Linked DNA regions of Homo sapiens: region 2 is linked to region 1. Evidence: chromatin loops called from intact Hi-C (ENCODE). Cell type or tissue: dorsolateral prefrontal cortex. All regions are shown on one strand.

The links. A loop is a pair of places that touch in the nucleus more often than their neighbours do. Peaks named below come from ENCODE experiments on the same cell type or tissue, not always from the same donor. Only the 100,000 strongest peaks of a DNase experiment are listed, where the experiment ranks them.
Region 2: a loop joins it to region 1, with 4 times the contacts of the local background. A loop is called at or near these places in 3 of 110 quality-filtered maps.

What each region holds. Positions count from the first base shown.
Region 1 is chr7:131,504,502-131,512,501 of GRCh38, reverse strand. It overlaps PODXL (podocalyxin like), which reads left to right. Exons shown (of 9, transcript NM_001018111.3): 2 at 1,069-1,674; 3 at 2,171-2,266; 4 at 2,917-3,137; 5 at 3,474-3,551; 6 at 5,776-5,923; 7 at 6,181-6,242; 8 at 6,467-6,634; 9 at 7,994-8,000. Among named protein-coding and RNA genes, the nearest start is that of PODXL, 48 kb to the left of the region's middle. RefSeq lists a silencer at 4,329-4,388 and an enhancer at 5,929-6,843. In dorsolateral prefrontal cortex, CTCF peaks have their summits at 4,246 and 4,446 (motif pointing left); a DNase peak (open chromatin) is centred at 4,441; H3K4me3 peaks cover 576 bases; H3K27ac peaks cover 480 bases.
Region 2 is chr7:131,434,146-131,442,145 of GRCh38, reverse strand. MKLN1 (muskelin 1) reads right to left here. Exons shown (of 18, transcript NM_013255.5): 10 at 4,149-4,361. Among named protein-coding and RNA genes, the nearest start is that of MKLN1, 110 kb to the right of the region's middle. RefSeq lists an enhancer at 2,644-3,145. In dorsolateral prefrontal cortex, no CTCF peak of the experiment used is centred here; no DNase peak of the experiment used is centred here; H3K27ac peaks cover 540 bases.

The DNA of each region.
Region 1 (8,000 bases):
GACACTTCTCCTCCCATTCTTCACACAGCATTCTCCTTGCTATCCTTCAGGGCTTAGCTTAACCATCATCGCAGAGATGCCTTTCTTTCCCTCATTCGACATGGTCCCTCCCCGCTCGTCTCTGCATCATTTCCTTCCTCACTTCCTCCGTGTAGTAAGCAGATTTGACGGCTGCTCTGTCCAGGTGGTTAGTCTCTGCCTCCCCACCAGAGTGTTAGCTTCTTGAGGGTACGACTCTCTGTGTCGTGTTCACCATTGTGTCTCCATTGCCTGACACAGATCCTATTTCCTCAAGAAATGACAGGTGAAGCCACCATGCTGCATGCAGTCCGGGCACTCGGCCTTTCTTTCTTGGCACAGCTCACCTAGTACTGAAATAGTAATTTGTGTAATTTCAGTTTATCATCAGTTTCTCCTAGATATAACTTCCATGAGAACAGGGCCCATGTCTTTTTTGCTTAAGCTCAGAACAGGGCCAGGGCAGTTCAGGAAGCATTAGTCTGTGGAATTTTCTGTGGGCCACGTGCCTGGGAGCTGGGGAGGAGGAGACAGAGGTGTTCCTGGCAGCTGGTTCTGGGGTAGCATATTGAGAAACTTAAAGGGGATGTGTGTGGGGCTGGACGGGGAGGGCAGGGCATGCATGACAGCCTCCACGTGTGGTGGGCCTCATTGGCCTGGGCTCGCCTTCAGCAGAATTTTGCTTTTCTGACCCTGCTGCACTCCAAGCTGCCCTCTTAGAGGTTTCATGCCAGGCGTGGTGGCTCACGCCTGTAATCCCAGCTCTGAGGGAGGCAGAGGCGGGAGGATAGCTTGAGCCCAGGAGTTCAAGACCTGCCTGGGCAATATAGCAAGACCCCATTCTCCACAAAAAGGAAGAAGAAAAAAAAAAGACAGAAAAAAGAGGTTTCTTGAACCTCCGAAAATTCTGGATTCACCAAAGACCCAGGCCTTTAGCAAGGCAGACAGCAGGGCTGCGAGCAAGGCCTCTGAATCCTGGGGAAGAGCTGGAGAAGCGTGGTGAGGAAGCCTCCCAGCCCTAACTCCATTCTCTGTTATCTTTACAAACAGCAACCCAGACTACTACGGACTCATCTAACAAAACAGCACCGACTCCAGCATCCAGTGTCACCATCATGGCTACAGATACAGCCCAGCAGAGCACAGTCCCCACTTCCAAGGCCAACGAAATCTTGGCCTCGGTCAAGGCGACCACCCTTGGTGTATCCAGTGACTCACCGGGGACTACAACCCTGGCTCAGCAAGTCTCAGGCCCAGTCAACACTACCGTGGCTAGAGGAGGCGGCTCAGGCAACCCTACTACCACCATCGAGAGCCCCAAGAGCACAAAAAGTGCAGACACCACTACAGTTGCAACCTCCACAGCCACAGCTAAACCTAACACCACAAGCAGCCAGAATGGAGCAGAAGATACAACAAACTCTGGGGGGAAAAGCAGCCACAGTGTGACCACAGACCTCACATCCACTAAGGCAGAACATCTGACGACCCCTCACCCTACAAGTCCACTTAGCCCCCGACAACCCACTTCGACGCATCCTGTGGCCACCCCAACAAGCTCGGGACATGACCATCTTATGAAAATTTCAAGCAGTTCAAGCACTGTGGCTATCCCTGGCTACACCTTCACAAGCCCGGGGATGACCACCACCCTACGTAAGTAATGCCTGGTTTTCTTCAAGCACCAAGAAACTTTTCAGGGCCAGGCGTGATGGCTCTGAAAAGGCTCATGCCTTGTAATCCCAGCACTTTGGGAGGCCGAGACAGGTGGATCACCTGAGGTCAGGAGTTCGAGACCAGCCTGGCCAACATGGCGAAACCCTGTCTCTACTAAAAATACAAACATTAGCTGGGTATGGTGGCAGGCGCCTGTAATCCCAGCTACTCAGGAGGCTGAGGCAGGAGAATTGCTTGAACCTGAGAGGGGAATAGTTTCTATTTCATACCTATTTATTTATTTATTTATTTATTTTTGAGATGGAGTCTCGCTCTGTCACCCAGGCTGGAGTGCGGTGGCATGATCTCTGCTCACTGCAACCTCCACCTCCGGGTTCAAGCAATTCTCCTGCCTCAGCCTCCCGAGTAGCTGGGACTACAGGTGTGCACCAGCACACCAGCTAATTTTTTTTTTTTTTTTTTTTTTTTTTTCAAGTAGAGACAGTGTTTCACCATGTCAGCCAGGCTGGTCTTGAACTCCTGACCTCGGGTGATCTGCCCACCTTGGCCTCCCAAAGTGCTGGGATTACAGGTATGAGCCACCATGCCCGGCCGATACCTGTTTACTTACTTACTTACTTATTATTTATAAGAGCTTGTCTTAACCTAGTAAATCAATTTCAAAATCTACCTATGGATCAAGAGCCTTAGGATCATGGCCCATCTCAGACCTGTGGACCCAGAGTTTCTGAGCGCTCCTGGTGATGTTGCTGCATATCAGAGGCATATGGTCTGAAGTCAGCAGGCCACCGCTCCACAGGAGGGTGCCACACAGTAGGAGTGCGGGCTCCGGCTGAGATAATCCTGGCTTCGAATCCCTGCCCTGCCATTGTTGGCACAGGAACTCGGGCAAATCACTGAGCCCCTCGGAGCCTCAGTTTCCTTGTTTATGAAATAGGGATGATGCCGATTCCTTCCCCAGAGGATTGTGAGGATTCAGTAGGAAAGTACCTTTGAGGCACCCAGTCCCTTGCACAAAGTTAAGTGCTCAGTGAACGTTTGCTGCGGCTGCTGTGACTTTGCCGGGTTATTCCACTGGCTTGTCATAGGAGTCCACTTCTTCCGTCTCTGTGGGAGGTAAGACCAAAGAACCTGGGAAAACTATTAGAGCAAGAAAAGATTGTCCTCTTCTCGCAAGGGTGCACTCATCTTTTCTCATTACCCTCGTTTTCCCAATGACAGCGTCATCGGTTATCTCGCAAAGAACTCAACAGACCTCCAGTCAGATGCCAGCCAGCTCTACGGCCCCTTCCTCCCAGGAGACAGTGCAGCCCACGAGCCCGGCAACGGCATTGAGAACACCTACCCTGCCAGAGACCATGAGCTCCAGCCCCACAGCAGCATCAACTACCCACCGATACCCCAAAACACCTTCTCCCACTGTGGCTCATGAGAGTAACTGGGTAACTCCAGCAGGGGTGGGGCAAGTAGGAGAACCCAGACTCGGGTAGAAGAGGCTTTAAGACAAGGTTTTCTGTTCTTTCCTCCAACGCAGGGCCCCTGGCTGGGGCTTTGAGCAGCACTTACCCATTCCCTCCTCCCTCTCCCTGGTTAGCCTGGTCCTGGCTTGAGCTGCCCTCAAGCCACGCAGCCAGGACATACCTGGCTCTGGAATGGGTCCAGCCATGCCTCCAGCTTGCCGTGAACTCTTTCCTATCTGGGTCACCCCTTAGTTGGGGGGAAATGTCAAAGATTCCATGACTATTAGCCCAAACCTTAATCTCAGTGGCTTCTTCCAGGCAAAGTGTGAGGATCTTGAGACACAGACACAGAGTGAGAAGCAGCTCGTCCTGAACCTCACAGGAAACACCCTCTGTGTGAGTAGCTTGCTGATCTGAGCCGCCAGGTGCAGGCTCACAGCAGGGCTGAGGGAGGGAGAGGGAATGTATGTTCTTTCTAGGTGCATTTTTAAACATCTTTCTAAGGTGCATTTGCTTTCCGGCCCTCATTTCTTCCTAGTAGGAAGTGGTCCTTTCCCATCTTACAGAGCAACAGACCAAGGTTTAAGACTTCTCTAAGTCAGGACACACCCACAGGACTGGACCCCCCCCTCCCACCCCCCGGTTTCCTCGGCTTTCACTGTGTGACTATTTCCAGTATGCTGAGTTGAGGGACCCTGATCCTAGTTCCTGTTTGCCCCTAGCTCTGGGAGTGACTTTGGTGAGTTGATCTCTTTGGGTTTCAGATGTCTCAATTGAAAATGAGAGGTGAGGCCAGGTGTGGTGGCTTACACCTGTAATCCCAACACTTTGAGAAGCTGAGGCAGGAAGTTTGCTTGAGGCCAGAAGTTCAAGACCAGCCTGGGAAACATAGGAAGACCCTGTTTTTACAGAAAGAAAAGAAAAGCAAGAGAAAATGAGAGGTGTAGTCTGTCTGCTTTAATCGTCTGTGGCTTCACATTTCCTGGTCTGTGGACTATCTGAGAGCCTTGATGGACGAACAGTGCTGGGAGATTCTCCCTCTAACCTGAGGAGCTGATGGGATGGGTGGGAGAGAAAAGGGCCCAGGAATGCAGGAGCCACTGCCAGCATTTCTCCAGTCTGGGTGGTGAGCGTGCGTGTGAGCACACCTGTGTGAGGGAGGTAGCAGTGTGTGAGCAGCCTTCAGGCCACCGGTCTCCATGGGTCCAAAGGCTTTGGTCTGGGGAGTGTGCGCTGTGCACACTCAGTAAATAACTGCCGAGCGCGGCGGGTGCTGGAGATGGCTGGCTCACTGCTGCCCTCTCCCGGTCAGTGCCGGTTTTTTGCAGCCACCCCCTAGGAACTAGAACTAGAACAGACCTGAACACGGTGTCTATAGATAGGATGGAGAATTTGGGCTTACAACACTTTAATGCTGCCTGAATTTTCTGCAGTTGTTTTCTTTTGGGTGTCCATTATGCCGGCATTTTCCAAGTGAACTTTACAAAAGCCTACATCTAGACCAGAGTTTTAAAAGGGAGCAGTGCTCTCCTAGGGCTGGGCTTATTGGACAAGGCAGGCATTGCATGATATGGGCTCTGGGGACAGTCAGGTGCCCGCCCAGCCCTTCCTCAGACCCTCTTTTTGGATGTAGCTTGGTAGGCTGTGTGATTGTTGTGAGACACTTTTTTTTTTTTTCCCTTTGCTAGAAAAGGAAGATGGAAAACCCTGGATCCCTTCCTGATGTCAGGGTGGGGAATTACTAAGCCTAAGGAAATTCTGGTAGAAACCTTAGGGGTGGTTTGTATGGGTTCTGTGCTAAGCTATCCCTAGAGTCCTTTTCTTTGTCTTAGTCATTTATTCCAGAATCAGGTCAGAGAAGCCCCAGGGAGGGGTGCCCCTAGATGGCATGGCAGGACTGGATACATGCTGCCCACACTTCTCCCCTCATCCTCAGCTCTAAAGCCACGTCAGCCACAATCTTTGTTCTTAGAGCTAAATAAGACCCCCTCCAAGATATCCTAGGGGTAGCTTCAAGATCCCACCTGTTCCCCTACTCAGTGGAGCCCCTTCCCTGTCAGCCTGTCCGTGGCTTCAGAGCCAGAGGCTCTGCCTAGGGCAAGGGCACATGTATTTCAGCTTTGGGGGTAGAGACCCTTCTGCTGAGAGCTGCAGCCTCCCCACCTGATTTCTCCGAACTGGGCATGAAAGGCTGGTGAATGGGAGTTTAGGGGGAATTGGAGTCTCCCTGCGGGCTGTGGGGTAGGGTTGCTGTGCAGTGCCCCCTCTCTAGCCCGTTCTAGGGAGGGAGATGAAAACAACCCCCAATCCGCAAACAGCTTGGAGGGAAAAAAGAGGCACTAGGGTGAAAGGAATGAAAGGTGCAAGCGTAGACCAGATAAACACAGTGCGGAGAACGGGCTGATGGGAACGAGACAGAGGAGGCAGGAACTGGCCCAGGAGAACAGCATGCAACCCTTGATTCCTGGCAGGCCTGCGTGGAGCACCAGCTGGGGCTAGAGAGGGAGGCAGGTTCTAGCACAGCAACAGCACTGTCCCGACCTTAGCTGGGAGGGCAGCCCCACAGGCCTAGGCTGCTGTCACGCTCCCCGCGGAGTCACCTGCGCTCTCCCCACCATAGGCAGGGGGCGCTTCGGATGAGAAATTGATCTCACTGATATGCCGAGCAGTCAAAGCCACCTTCAACCCGGCCCAAGATAAGTGCGGCATACGGCTGGCATCTGTTCCAGGAAGTCAGACCGTGGTCGTCAAAGAAATCACTATTCACAGTGAGTGGAGGGCAAGGGGGCCTGGGCTGGGGCCTGCATGGGTGGGAATGGGGGGCATGCAGAAGCCACATTGGAGGGTGGGTCACAGTGGTGCCCCTTCAGTTCCCTAAGAACTGTCAAGCCACACCCCCTCCCAGGTCACCCGAGAGACACTCAGGAGACTGAGATACGGTGCGTCCCTCTCTTGGGGCGCAGTCCCCGTCCCCCACTGCCTCGCTCTGGGCTGGGCCATTGGGCATCGTCTCCCTCTCCCACAGCTAAGCTCCCTGCCAAGGATGTGTACGAGCGGCTGAAGGACAAATGGGATGAACTAAAGGAGGTAAGCGGCCCCCCAAGTGTGGGGACAGAGTGGCTCCGAAGCCCCTTGTGGGAGGTCTGGTTACTCCCCTCTCTCTGTGGGGAGGAACCCCGTCATGTGCCTGCATGTAGAAGAGGGCGGCGGCACGGACCCTAGCAGACTGCAAGCGGAGGGGCTCTACAGTGAAGCCGGGGGCTGAGGGAGAGAGGATGCCCCCAGCCTGTTCTCTGCCACTTCCCATGCAGGCAGGGGTCAGTGACATGAAGCTAGGGGACCAGGGGCCACCGGAGGAGGCCGAGGACCGCTTCAGCATGCCCCTCATCATCACCATCGTCTGCATGGCATCATTCCTGCTCCTCGTGGCGGCCCTCTATGGCTGCTGCCACCAGCGCCTCTCCCAGAGGAAGGACCAGGTAAGCAGCTGTTTGCAGCCACACAGGGGAAGCAGCCCAGGTCACCAGAGGAACCCTCCCCTCGTGATTCCCGAGTTGCAGAAGAGGAAAGGGAGCAGGCCCTGGACCCTTTCTAACAGGCAGAGGCCACCCCTGATAGGCAGCCGCCTCAGTCCACAGAGCATTACAGAGGCAGCGTGGCAGAGGACAGAGCGTGGGCTTTGGAGTCGGGAAGACTTATTTATTTTTTATTTTATTATTATTATTTTTTTCAGACAGGGTCTTGCTCTGTCACCCAGGCTGGTGTCACCCACTGCAACCTCAAGTGATTCTTGTGCCTCAGCCTCCCCAGTAGCTGGGATTACAGGTGCCCACCACCACGCCCGCCTAATTTTTGTATTTTTACTAGAGATGGGGTTTCGCCATGTTGGCCAGGCTAGTCTCGAACTCCTGACCTCAAGCAATCCGCCTGCCTCAGCCTCCCAAAGTGCTGGGATTACAGGTGTGAGTCACCACGCCTGGACTGGAGTCAGGGAGACTTGGTTAGTCCTGGCCCTGACCTTGAGGAAGTCAGTCAGATGAGCTCTTTGGGCATCAGGTTCCTCATCTGCACAGCAGGGATAACCTCCTTGCAGAGCTGGTCTGAGGATTCATTGATAGAAGCAGGCCTAGGTGTTCTGTCTAACCAAAAATTCTTCTGCCTACCTTACTAGAATTCTCGCCATGATGGTGCCACCCAGACCCTGTGGTTCTCACTCCTGCCTGCACACCGTGGGGAACTTTAGAAAAATTCCCTTGCCTGACTGCCTCCCACACCAATTCAAACAATCTCTGAGTCCATCAGTGTAGTTGTTAAAAGCTCCCCAGGTGATTCTAGCATACACTCAAGGTTGTGTTTGAGAGGGACAGAAAGCGCCTCTGCCAGATGGCTGCTGTCTGCCGCAGGGATGATTCTAGAGACACCGTACCCATCCTGCCCAGGCTTGAGGGCTCAGTCACCCAGCCCGAGAGAGGTCATTTTTTAATAGTGTTTTTCCCATTCATTATGATAGGTGAGGTAGGTGCCTGGAGAGGAGGTTTTGGGGGAAGGGATGAAGGGGAGGAGAGAGCTTAGAGGACTCTGGAGAACAAAGTCCATCTCCACTAACTTCACAGGTTCTGCCACCAGGGTGAGGGTGAGGGGCAAGTCTTTGTTCCCAACTAGTTCCGGGCAGGCTGAGAGCCAGAATGACCACCAGGAGCAGCCAGCCCCACAGGCGAGCAATGAGGGCCTGCTTTAGCTACAGTGGGGCTCCTGAGTGGGAGGGGTACGTACATGCGCTGTATTAAGCTCAGAGCCCTCTGAAACCCCCTTCTCACCGGTCACCTTCCCCACTCTAGCAGCGGC
Region 2 (8,000 bases), 70 kb after region 1:
TCAAAGACTTCCATAAATTAAGATGAAAATCTATTCCCCAAGGGTGAAATCTTGGTAAACATGGTTGAAAAACAAAGATGTCTGGAAGTATTCCTATTTTTTAAAATGATCATACAGTTAAAATCAGCACACTGCTGAAAACAACTCAGTTTGGCCCCATCCACTGCCTCCGTTGAGGGCTCCACTGGAGCTGGGTCACATTTCCGTTTCTGAAGTACTTCAGACTCAATCACTCCAAATATCTGGGAACTATGCTGAAAATCTTTAGGGACTCACATTAAATGAGTCTATTTCCATTTTTTATTAACTCACAGATTCATACTAATGGCCAATCTTTGTTACCAACCCCCTACCTTTCTACTTCGTATGGCTACAAAGAGTTTCTTTCTTTTTGAGAATATTCAAGCTTAATTTTGATGTGGTTTATTCTCATTTGTTTGCAGGGCTGAAGTATAAACATCTTTATCTTGGTAGTTCTTCCTAGCATACCAGTTTAAACCAAGAAACCTTTTAATATTCGATTTCCACGCTTTTGATTTGTTTTGTCATTTTTACTCTCCGAAAAAATTTCTGAAAAGCTAGTAAACTTATTAAACTCTGTGTGATAATGTCTTTTCCATCAAAGACTTAAAAAAATCTTTAAAGCCAAAAGTTTAAAGACTATTCATTTATTATGTCAGGAGTTAGATATTTAATTTTTAAAATCAAAATAGTGGATAACCACTTATTTTCCTGGGAAAAATTATTTTTTGAACCTGAAAATGACTTTATTTTACTCATCACAGGAATACAAGATTGGTAAGGGTTTGGCTGGGTTCAAAATAATCTTCTCCTCACAAAATTTGAAGATATTGCTATAAAGGCTTCTAAGTATCCAATGTTGTCCAACCTACCACCCTCCCTTCTACAAACCTCCAAAAATGCCTCATGACCCAGTGAGAATATCAATGAGCTGAGATCTTCAATTCTTCAACTGAAGTTTTTCCTGCTACTTCTTGGCTAGCTCACTTTCCATTTTCTAGTAATTTCCACAAAAACTGATTATACTTGAAGGACAGTTTGGCTAGATATAAAATTCTTGGCTCATACTGTCTTTTCTTGAATGTCTTCTAGATGTTGCTCTATTATCTCTTGGCACTGAAAGTAGATGTAGAGAAATCTGATACCAGTCTCATTTTAGTTCTCTTATAGGTGACTTGATCATTTTGTCTACTTGCTATAAAATGATCTCTTATCTTTTATAGTCAGTGTTATTAATATATGTCTTAGAGTTAAGTATTTGGGTCAACTTTTTCTGAATATAGTATGCCCATTTGACATGCGGAGTAAAATCTTTCTTCAGGAAAATGTTCCTGAATTCAATTGATAAATATTTGTTTTTTCCATTGTTTTGGCTTTCTTCTTTAAAGTCTCCAGTTATATATATATATGTTGGCTCTCCTCTGCCTACCTTCCCTGGTTAATCATTTTTACCTCTTTGTTTTATCTTATTCCTATGCTATATGATCATTACCTATTCTTCTTTACGCTCTTTGTAGATAAGTCTTCATTTCTGAAAGGGGTAATGTACTGGGATATAACTTTCATTTATTGTTATTTTTCTTTTTATTGTTTTTCTTTAGAATGTCTCTCTAAAGCTTTGTTATTTATTGCTTTTTAGTTTTTCATATGTAATTGAGTTGAATTTCCCTGGACCAGATAACTTCACAGAGGATTTCTATAGAAGGTGGATGTTCTCGCTCAAGAACTCCTTCCTCTGTTGCTACTGAATTGAATGGCTCCTTCAAAATATGGCACTTCCGGTGAAGCCATACCTTCTCTAATTCTATGACTCTCATCTGGCTTACAGGGCTGATCTCAAGCTTTGAGCTCCCCAGGTTTCTTACTGGCCATTGCAAAAGGAGCCATCATTCCCACTGTGTTTCCTTCACTTTTACAAAATAATGCTTTCTGACACATATCACCTCTGGATATTTCTGGGTACTTTACACATGTTAATTCACTGATTCTTCTAGTGGCTGCCCTGGGTGCAATTTGTGCCCTGTCCCTGACACTTCTCACTGTGACATACAACTGCTAGGCTCCCTTTGCTTTCCCAGGTCTCCCTATTATACTGTTGTGGGCTTCAACAAAAGTTCTGAGTATTTTAGTTGTTTCTGGCTAAACTTACAAGGCATTGGGAGTTATAGGTTTACTCTAGCTCTTGGTTTTGCTGAGAGAGAGAGACTGTGTGTGTGTGTGTGTGTGTGTGTGTGTGTGTGTGTGTGTGTGTGTGTGTGTTTAAATCTTTTTGCTTGATTACCATTATTCCTGGAAAACCACACAAAGCAACATCAAGGAAAGCTTGAGAACTAAACCGCCACTATGTTCTTAAGAAATCCAGATGTCTTTAAATTTTATTTTTTAAATATGTTAAAATTAAAAATGGCAAATAGCTTTTAAGCATGTTTGTATCGTATAGCTTTCTCATATTTTTATCAAATTTGAACATTGTGTTAAATCCTAAATTGTCATGAACACCACAAGCTATTTTTGGAGTGTCATAAACACTACAAGTGTAAGTTCTAACTTATAGCTTTATTTGTATGAAATAGAATAGCAAATGCAGGATTATACAGATTACTTGCTCACTATTACAGGGATAGTTGTTGGCTGAATTAGTACTGAAATCCTTGTTTCTTCACCCCCAGTGTTCTGCTGTACCATCTAACCAGTTGAAAACCATGCATTATTTAACAGCACCCAGCTTTCAAGAAACATCCTATTTTATAAAAGTCAAGAGAAACAAAGGCCACACACAAGAACTCTCTATGTGCTACTCCTAAGCTATTCTTTTTTCAACCTGTAAAAAAAAAAAGACATCAGCATCTTTTGTAAAAGAAATACGTAACCATTTGGGAACAAGAGAATAAATTGTTCCCTAACAATATTATCTGCTGATGTTTTTAAAAGATCAGAACCAGCCTAACTTTTCTTGGCATGCTTATTTTCCACGTGAAGAACATTGAGGGTGTCAGCAGGGATGTGCATAGCTCTGTGGAGCTCAGTTAAATAGAGCCAACAGAAGTTCCAAATTTAAGCTGGGGAGTATTTCCAAGAATACTAGTTTTGATTTTCTACCTACCACTTAACTTCACAGGCATAACTCACTCTTCCTCTCCTTACCATTCTCCTATAACAATTATATGTTAATAGAAATATGGCAATAGGATAGTTTAAAAGCAAATAATTAACAAAAATCTATAAAGACACAATAAATAAAGACCCTGGGTTCTATGTCCTAGATAAGATTTTAGGTCTCACTTAAGTTTTGTCATAATTCTAGCACCACCTCCCATTTCCCAAATACTAGATAATTTATGTTCATCAATACAGAGTTATAGATTTTTGAAGTCTTTTTCTCCTCAATACATCAAAAAAAACTTTGGACATGGGTTGAGCCAGGTAAAAACTTGCTTATGGAATTCAAAATGGTTACTGTCTTTTTTGACCTACATTGAATTTGTATGGAATAAGTATTCAAAGACAGGTAACAATGATAATGACAATGATGGGGCTAATGAGAGCTACATGTATATTAATATTAAAATGGCTTACAATGAGGCTATGTTCAGTCTTCTAGTCTACAACATTATTGTATAATTTCTATTGGTGCTGAGTTTAATCTAGTATGTCAAATTCCCCTCTAGGTTTATACAATTTTGTGACTATAAACAAAACAAAATATATTTCACTCTAACTGGAAGAAAAGCTCTAGATTTCACCTAGTTCATTATAAAGTGATTTCCATTTCTCACAGGAATGTAGAATAAGAAATATAATTAAAAGGGTAAGTTGTTATTGTTGATTTATGCATATGTATTATAAAACTAAATTTGTTTTTCCTAATATTGCTCCATCTACTCGCTAAAGTTTCTATAAATCAACAGTCTATGTCCTGAGATCTTCATATTCTACCCTGCAACAAACAAGAGAAAAAAATTTAAAGAATAACTTTATACCTACTGAAACAACAATTATTACTGTCAATAGATATTTGTCATGGAAAGCACTACTGGACAACTCAGCATAACATCTAACATAAACTCTAATTGCAAGAATCACTAAGCACTGATTAATTCCATCATATATTTAACTGTGCATCAAACCTGATGATCAAACACCAATTTCGGCCCTCCATCAGCAGCAGTATCCTCACTTAGTAACATCCATGTGTTTGTATCAATGTCATAACGATAGAAGTCACTTTTCAGAGATTTGCTGTTCCTCACAGAGGAATCCAAGTAACGCCCCAATGTGTAGATTTGCCTCCGTTGAATATCAATGCACATTTTATGACACGATCTGGCACTAGGACCATTCTGTAGAGAGAGAGAGAAAATAAATAAATAAACAAATAAAGAGCAAAAAAAAATCAAAGAACAAATAATAGAAAAATTAAACGTCATTTTTTATTACCTTTCATTAAAAGGTTTCTCAGAAACTCACATCAAGTCAACCAATATGAGTCCAACACTAGGCTTAACTCTCTAAAGGAAAGCAAAAGCAGTAAGCAGTAGGAGACAGAAATCTTACCTTAGAAATGCTTAAAATCTACCAGGAAAGATGAGATGAACTACACTGCAGCTTATGGCACTCTGTTTATAACATCTATACGGTTTCTACCATATACTGCACTGCATTTTAGTCATTTGTGCAGAGTTCAATTCTCTATTACATGACAATCTACTTTAAGACATGTTTGGTCTTTATGAACATTTTTGTATTTCTCATCAGAATCTAGCACAAAAGAGGTACTCCAAGAATATTTAGAATCAGTGAATTTCAAAATTAGAAGAAACATCAATAAAATCTCTAGTTTAATCACTTGGACACAGGGCAGGGAACATCACACACCAGGGACTGTCGAGGGGTGGGGGTCAGGGGGAGGGATAGCATTAGGAGAAATACCTAATGTAAATGATGAGTTGATGGGTGCAGCAAACCAACATGGCACATGTATACCTATCTATCAAACCTTCACATTGTGCACAGGTACCCTAGAACTTAAGAGTATAATAAAAATAAAAAATAAAAAAAATAAAATCTCTAGTTTTCTCCTTTTAAAGAGGAGAAAATACAAGCCTAGCAAGGAAATATAAGACCAGGATGATACCTTTAATAAGCTAGTGACAGAAACTAATAAGAATCCAAGTCTATCACTTCTTTATCCATCCTTTACATTGCAAAATTAATTTTCCTGATTGAATAAATAGCACAGCTACAGTAAATAAATAGGGAATAATATTAAGAACAGTATATTATCAATAAATTAATTAGCTGGTATCACTTGTATCACAGGACCCAATAAAACATAAAAAATATTGTAGTATAGTCAAAAGGGTTCATCGGGGAAAAAGAACTTCAATTGCATAGGGTTTAATTAGCTGAAAGGGGGAAAGGAAAGGAAACTAATGTTTGTTAAACAACTCCCAAGTTCTGTTTACACTATTACTGTGTATGTGTGTGTTCCATTTAATCCTTATAACAACCCCATATGGAAATATTATCACCATTTCACAGAGTCCACCGTCACAAAACTAGGAAGTAAGATAGCAAATCTACGCCCTTGTGTACCAGAGCCAAAAACTGGGCTCTTTCACAATTTCAGATTATTTTTTCTAGAAGAAAAACAAAGGCAAAAATATACTTGTTAATACAGTCTATGCAGTTATGACTGAGATGAAGAGTTCTTCCTGCAGAAATAACAGAATTGATGTATAAAGTGGACACAGAAAGCCTGATGAATGACTGACAGAGGAGACAATTTATGATCTTGTAGGCAATAAAGAACTACTGGTGGTTTCTAAAGCAAGATATAACATAAAAAGGCAGTATTCTAAGAAGAGTAATCTAGCAGTATTAATTAAGTGAAATGAAGGAATATTAGGCAGGAAGAACAGTATTTTGACAATGAAGTTGATGTGAATGTACACTTTAATATTCACACTAATTATTTTCAAACTTATTTTAAAATATTTTTTGTCAAAGAATATCTTCAGCAAATAAGGTGAAAATTTGATTTAAGAAAGGATTGCCTCCATAAATAATCTCAAAAACAAAGACGGAGTAACATATAATAAATCTATGCCATAATGCATAGAGTGTAAAACTTGAAATTTTAATAAGAGAATAATAGAACTTCTTGCTTCAACTAAATTAGCACAAATAATATTAAAATGATGACCAAGTTATATGCCAAGAAAAAAGAAATAAAGATAAATCAATAGAATAGAAAACATGAAAAAAAATAGAGAAAATTAACAAAGTTGGTTCTTTGAAAGACTGATAGAATTATAAACCACTGGCAGACTAATTTTTTACAAAGGGAGGGAAAATACAAATTGCCAGTACCAGAAATGAAAGCAAGATTAACACTACAGACTTCCTAGAAATGAAAAGAGAGAGAATACTATCAAAAACATAGGTAAAATCTGACAATGTAGATAAAACAGACATAATTTGTTAAAAAACCTAACTTACCAAGATGACATGAGATGAAAGAGGAAAATCTGAAGGAATTACACATACTGAAAAACTGAATTCATAATTGCCCACATATCTACACTGGTAAATTATATCAAGCACTTAAGGAAAAAATGGTATCAGTTTTAGACAAAATTTTTCAGAAAATCAAGGGAAAAAAAAACTCTACTGTTTATCCACATTCTCTTCCATTCCTAGCTTATTTTATGAGGCCAACATAACACTGAAACCAAATAATATTACAAAGGAGAAGGAAGAGAAGGGGAAGAAGGAGGAAGAAATGGGGAAGAGGTGGAGAAATCATTTACAGATGGCTAGGACCCCTTATGAACATAGACAAAACTAATCTTTAACAAAATATTACCAAACAGCAGTAGCAATATATGAAAAGAATATTTTACAACAAAAAGGTATTTATCCCAGGAATGTAAAGTTGATTTTACATCTGAAAATCAATCAGGATAATCTGACATATTAACAGAATAAAGAAGAAAAAACACAATTACATCAATACATATGTAAAAAGAGCATTTGGTAAAATTCATCACCTATTCATGATCAAAACTCATAGCAAAATAGGAATAGAAAGACTTTCAATCTGATAACATGTACGAAATTTAATTTTTCTTAATGATGACATACTGAACACTCTCCTGTTTAGATATGAAACAAGACAGGGATGTCTTTTCTCACCACTTATATTTAACATTGCTCTGGAAGTTCAAGTCAGTGCAATAAGGAAGGCATTAAAAAATAAAATAAAGGCTGGGCCTGGTGGCTCATGCCTGTAACCCCATCACTTTGGGAGGCCAAGGTGGGAGGATTCGTTGAGTTAAGGAGTTCAAGACTCCTCTGCATGTTCAACATACAGAGATCCTATCTCTACACATAATTTAAAAATTAGCTGGGCATGGAGGCACGCGCCTGTGGTCCCAGCTACTGGGGAGACTGAGGTAGAAGGATTGCTTGAGCCCAGAAGGTCGAGGCTGCAGCAAGCCATGATCATGTCACTGCACTCCAGCATGGGCAACAGAAAGACTCTGTCTCAAACAAATAAACAAAAAATAAAATAAAATAATGAAGGAAAAGAGAACAGAAAGAAGAAAAATGACTGCTTCTTTAAAATACTCTAAGAAATAAAAAAGAAGCTATTAGAAATAAGTAGACTTAAAGTGACATGATACAAAGGCAATATTAACAAACCAATTGTATTTCTCTATATTACCAGCCAACAAATGGAAAGTAAAAGATTTTTAAATTCCATTATAATAGCACAAAAAGCAAAATACACTGATATCAAGTTAACGAAAATATCATAGACCTCTTAAACTGAAAACTCTTAAGAGTGCTGAGAGATAATGAAGACTAAAATAAATGGAGACTAAACCATGTTCATGGTGTAGAAAGATTCAATATCATTAAAACACCAATTTGCAGCCAGGTGCAGTGGCTCATGCCTGTAATCCCAGCACTTT